2 separate regions of the Homo sapiens genome follow, and region 2 is linked to region 1. Evidence: chromatin loops called from intact Hi-C (ENCODE). Cell type or tissue: MCF 10A. All regions are shown on one strand. Links, peaks and the distances in the headings refer to the core of each region. The heading gives the core; the rest is flanking DNA. Region 1 has its middle 600 kb from the start of LINC02720. Region 2 has its middle 440 kb from the start of LINC02720.

Evidence for each region. Hi-C counts contacts between places; a loop is a spot of excess contacts. Peaks named below come from ENCODE experiments on the same cell type or tissue, not always from the same donor. Only the 100,000 strongest peaks of a DNase experiment are listed, where the experiment ranks them.
Region 2: it touches region 1 in a loop (2.4-fold over the local background); 2 of 110 quality-filtered maps call a loop at or near these places.

Annotation. Positions count from the first base shown.
Region 1 is chr11:80,161,593-80,164,518 of GRCh38, forward strand. No RefSeq gene overlaps it. Among named protein-coding and RNA genes, the nearest start is that of LINC02720, 600 kb to the right of the region's middle. In MCF 10A, for the core only: no CTCF peak of the experiment used is centred there; a DNase peak (open chromatin) is centred at 1,619.
Region 2 is chr11:80,319,729-80,322,654 of GRCh38, forward strand. No RefSeq gene overlaps it. Among named protein-coding and RNA genes, the nearest start is that of LINC02720, 440 kb to the right of the region's middle. In MCF 10A, for the core only: a CTCF peak has its summit at 1,241 (motif pointing left); no DNase peak of the experiment used is centred there.

The DNA of each region.
Region 1 (2,926 bases), core at 253-2,752:
GAACCTCCTTATTCAAGACTTTACATAACTCAATCTGCAGCCCCTCCTCCCTCCCTGTGGTGAGGAGGAAGAAGAGGCTGAGAATTTCCACTTTTTAAATCATGTGTTGGTTTTCTGGTGACCAGCTCCCATCTTGAGGCTATCTAGTGGCCCAACCTCAGTCACCATATTAGTATAGACATAGGCTTGTTCCAAAGGGGCTCATTACGAATAACCAAAGACTCTCTTACCACTCAGAAAAGTGTAAGTTTTAGGAACTCTCTGCCAGGAACCAGGGACAAAGACCAAAATATGTATTTTTTATTACACCAAAGTAGTCTTAGCGTGATAGAGTGATTGAGAGAGAATATATTAATTTTTTCAATCCTAAGAAATTTCACCTTACAGTTATTCTTTGACTCATCCTGGGCATATTCATGTCTCCAAATTAAGAAAAAACACTAGGAGTTCTTTAAAAGATAGAAATTGCTCATCAAATAGCTTTAATGTACCAGGAAATATGCCATATTGGAAACAGCAAATAGCATGTTGTGATAATGGCCATTAGTAATTCCAGGCATTTTGGTTTCTCAGATACTTTTCCTGGGCTTCATTCTCACGATAGTAAAATCAGCTTAGATTTGTCTAGCACTTTACAGTTTACATGTCTTGACCTTTATCCCATTTGAACACCTAGCCTGACTGATATCCTTCCTGAAATTGACAGCTTATTTTTTTGTCTCTCTAGGATCTATTTGCCTCAGTTCGATTGGTGGAACCTAGACTCGTGTCGTTAGTGCTCTCACTATTCAAAAACAAAAACAAATAAGAAAAAGGAGAAACAAAGTCTTTCTGTCCTTTAAAATGTGGATGACTCCCATGGCCTCTGCCTAACCCACCTGACATACTGAATTTGTGAGTGTTCATCCTTCTCACCCCACTCCTAATATTCTAGCCGTACTTCCAGCCTGGCTTTGTTCTGGCCAGCCATCGTGGTATTGTGTAATAGTAACAGTTAAAGGGTGAGCAAAATCCTGCAACAGCTCTTATTATAATTATAAACAATAAAACCATCTTCATCATATGACCCGCAGCCTGTGGCTAAAGGCAAGCCAAAGAAACAAACTAACAGCTCAATGGGAAAAATAAATGCTATACGTGATTGGCACATTTAAGCCACAGCAATTCTGACAGATTATTACTGGCTTCTAGTGAGACAAGTAATGGCAGTGGGATGTCAGAACACTTCATGATGGTGGGAAGTCTAACCTTCAGGGCCAGCAGCAGTACACTGAGAGGGGGTGAACTGGGCCTTGAAGGGAACCAAAACCATACCACAAAAGAAATGTTTAGCTTACAGAAAATAAATGGAGGAAACTGATCTCTCCCTTTGATTCCTGAGAGCCTGCATTTCTTGCATGCTCCCAGCCGACCTCCAGTCCCAGATATGTATGTACAAAAAACACTCTAAAAATAAAATAAAAAGTCACCTGGAGAACAGTATGTCTCTGAATTCTATGTGACATAGATAGGCTCACCCTTTTAAACCTGCTGTCTCTCTCTGGTCTCACCAGGCTCCATATCTCCAGGGCAGTGGGCCCCAAAGAATGCTGAGTGTGGTTTACTTGGCACACGCCCTGTACTAGGAATCTCTGAGTCAAGTGACGTATGGGATTCCTGCCTCCTTGCCCCATCCATTACCAGCTTCTTCACTATGGAAATGTGCACTAGAGAAGTGAAAAGGGAAACACAAAGTGAAAATGCAGAGGAACACAAATTTCCCATCGCTTGGAACATTTCATCCTCTCTGGAAGGCAAGATTAAAGGTGGCTACAGAAGATTCTTTCCTGAGAAGGGCAGGAGTTATTTCACTAAGCTAAATTCAGGACAGGAGATGTACCTGTTTTTGAGAGGATATAATAATCACTCAAACTACTCTTCTGTGAAAAAGGAATCAGCACTATAAAATTCTCCAAAGTCAATGGGTCCATCTGGAGTAATTCCAGGTTGTCTGTGACATGTTGAAAACAAAGAGATGACCAGCTTTCCTGTGTGATTAATGACCTGAAATATGCCTGGCTGTTCTAGCGGGTCACTCAGTGTCTCAGTCAGAGATAAAGTGCTAACCTCTGCAGTCTTGGTTGCTTCAATGCCAGTTCTGTCTAGTATTGAAAAGTAGAGATAACAGCTTTCTGTTTGTCAAAGATGCCCAGAAATGATTCTGGGTACATTGTTGGCTAGTGAGCTCTCTGTCCTGGAAAAACTTAGGGAGATACTGGGAGAACTTTTGAAGGAAACATTGTTGAGGAGATCCAAAAGGAGGGGGTTTGGTTGGACTAGGCTTTCACCTCCTCTTCACTTCTGGCCTGAGTTTTCATAGGATTCCTTGGGGAACTTAAAGTTCAATAGACTTTATAACCAAATGACCAAGCGCTAACTCTAGGCCCTGTGCTAGGGCCATGGGATTATGAAGATTGACTAGACAAAATGCTTTCCCTCAAGAAGATGAATGCAGTCAAAAAGAAAGACATGAAGAGAGACTATTCTAATGTAAAGGAGTGATGTGGGCACTGGGGAAGACTGCCACTCCAGTCATCTTCTTCCCTAACCTTAACATTAATTGTGTGTGTGTGTTTGATTAACATATTTGATTGATGAGGAAATTAATCAATGGCCTTCAATGACTTGCTCATTACAACACCGGGGCTAGGACTTAAGTCTAAAACATCTGATAGATACTAAAAATGAGAGTCTACATCAAAAGTATCAATGGGCTATGTACTTGCTTGTGTTTCATTGTCTTTTCAGAAATGATTGCTCTACCTTCTGCAATTTAAAGGTTTTTCATCTTAACTACAAAGAAAGAAACAGCTTCTTCTGTAAAACTATCATGGGAAATGTGTCAGAGCACTGATTTCAGGACCCCCTGCACGGCTTTTAAACAAAA
Region 2 (2,926 bases), core at 229-2,728, 160 kb after region 1:
TGATGGCCCCAGATCCTACCCCTTTGGATACGCCAGTGTATCCCTGTTGAGGTCATGTTCTGTGCAAGTTGCTACAGGCCAATTACAGAGTATACTGGAGAAACTAAGACACTCCCATTCTTATGGGAAGCAGTATTCCTCCAGTGAATGACTTTGATTTGCCCTGGCTGAACTTTTCTGGAATTACAGTGCAGTCTAAGATACTTTATTTTCCAAGTCTCCTTCCTTCCCTCTCCTTCCACAGGTGTAAGTCAGCAAAGTACCTCCACATACCATACACACACACCCAAGGATACAATCATACGCATAATTTTAAATTATGTATTGAATTCTGATTCTTTTCACGCATTATTTTTGAGATAGATAATTTTTCTGAAATGGAGACTAGTATTCTGATTTTGCAGATGGAGAGACTGATGCTTCAACAGATGAGGCATTCTACTGAAAGCCACAAAACTGATGACAGAGCAAGAGCTTACACTCAGGTGTTTTGAACCTTCACCCCAACATCTCTTGCTCATTTTTGGGTCACCAACTCCCAGATATCATTCAAGTAGAAACTGGATGACTTTCTGGCAGAAGTGTTACTGAGCAGATTTATTCTAGGGGTGAAGGTGGGACTGAATGCCAGGTGGCTCCTCTTCTCATTCTGTATCTCCAGGAGACACTTAGCCCTTGCTTCTGTACTGAAACCTACAATGAAATTCAATCCCCTGCTGCAGACTCTGAATAGTAATTGCTATTATAGGCAGGAAACATAACAATGAAAACATTTAAACCTCCTGTTGTTAAGAATCTTTAGGTCAATAGCAGCATTTTAAAATCAATTTGAGCGTTTGCTGGAAGATACAGAAAAGAAACTACAATCAACATAGTAAGGTTAGATAACCCTAGTCATGTTAACAGCTACCTAAAACTTGACATCAATTCCTTACATTGATTCTCATTTACAGTTTACAAAAAAAAAAAAAAAAGAAAGAAAAAATTAGGAAGGACAAGCATAAAAATAATCTCAATGAAGCATCAAATTAGTATAAATAATGATGAAGAGTAATTGCTGCTGTTACTGGAGAACATGTTGTAAATGAGGTTTTCAAGATATCTGCTAATGATGAGAGGCTTTTGCAGTTTTGAAATTCAGAGAAGGAAAAGCGAAACTGGAATTCACGGCGCTAGATATAGGGTCAGATTTGTCCTCCCCCAGGAGTAGCTGCTTCATCAGATTTGGGGGGACTAGTGCCACCTGGTGACTAGCACTGTGCTAGGCATGGCAAGGGTTACAAAGATGGGCGGTAAGTATTAAGTTGGTGCAAAAGTGATTGTGATTGACTTTTGCAATTACTGCAATTAGTTTTCTGCAATTACTTTTGCTCCAACCTAATAGAAAGCTGAGCCCAAAGTCACAATCTTGTGTTTGCAGCCTGCCTCCACCAGTTATAAGATTATCTGACATTGTTTCTATCTCTGTCTTCTAGCTATCGATAGATATACATATGTAAAATATGTATATTATATATATATGAAATATATAGCATGTCATCACCAGATATTATGTATACATAAATGCATTATATATAATGTATATTTTACTTACTGATTTATATTCTATCTTCTCACACCAGAGTGTAAGTTCCAAGAGGGGTAGGAGTATTGATAAGCTAACATACTCCTAGCTTCTAGAATAATAGAAAAGTATCCAGTACATAGTAGGCACTTGATATTCATGGAATCAATTTCTTACCTGTTAAAAGTTCCTTATGTAGTTTTCCCACCTTTAATTACCCCTTGATACTTTACCAACATCTGTTCTTCGCATTGTTACCAGAGTCACTGTTTAAGAAATAAATCAATTGCCTTTCCTTCGCAATAAAAAAAGGAAAGAGATGTGGTAGTAAGTGAATGAGAAAGAAATTTTTCTAAAAATGAAAATCCGATGGTGTCGCCCCTCTGCTGAAAACAATGTAGTGTTTTCTTATTGCTCTTAGGATTAATTCCAACTTCCCTAACATAGCTTGCAATGCTCCCCAGCTAATATTTCTCCTTCCATCTCATTTTTCTTTTTGGATATTTCCTAAACATGCCACATAGTTTTTTTTTGCGTTTTTGGCTTCATGTGGATGGTAGTCTTTCTGCAATACCCATTTTCAATCTTCAGGTTGCTGATGGAATACTGATGGAGTACTAAAAGTTCCAAGTTAAAAGCTTCCAAGTCTGTGGAAATTTGCCAAATCCCCTTCAGGGCTATTTAATCTCTTCCTTCTCTTCCCCAATGCTTCACGGCTATATTTTTGTTGGAGAACTTAAATTACAATATAATCTGGCTCCTCAAAAGACTCTGAGGTCATCACATCATCACCTGGTCATCAACACATCATCATCCAAGAAGGAGCACAAGTTCCTAGCAAAACAGAAGGTGCTCTGTAAAGGTTTCTTGAATAAATGGCTAAATTTATAAGAAGTCAGATGTATGAGAACAAAACTGTATACTAATATCCCAAATAGACTGATGGTTATAAAAATGTAAACCTGTATGTGACTGATTTCAGTGATTTTTACAAATAACTATTCTCAATAATGAAATCTGCTGTTATATTTTATTTTTGTTATAAAGAAAAACAACTCAAAATATCCAGAGGTCCTTGGTAAGGCAGAATGCAGCCAGATGGCGCAGGTAAAATAAAGACAAGCAGAAGAGATGAGTCTGTTCGGGCTTGGGTTTAGTGCCTCTGAAATAAATTTGTCAATGTTCTAACTGACAATAAGGGTCATAAGCTTTCCCTAGCTTAATTTTACTTCCTGCTGTTTACACCAGAGTGGAGTTATGGTGTAAATTTCTATTTTAATTATAATCTTGGTCATAAGAAATCATTCAGCCCAGAACTCCTAAGTATGAGTGGTTTTTTAAAAAGAGTCTAGATCTGGTGTC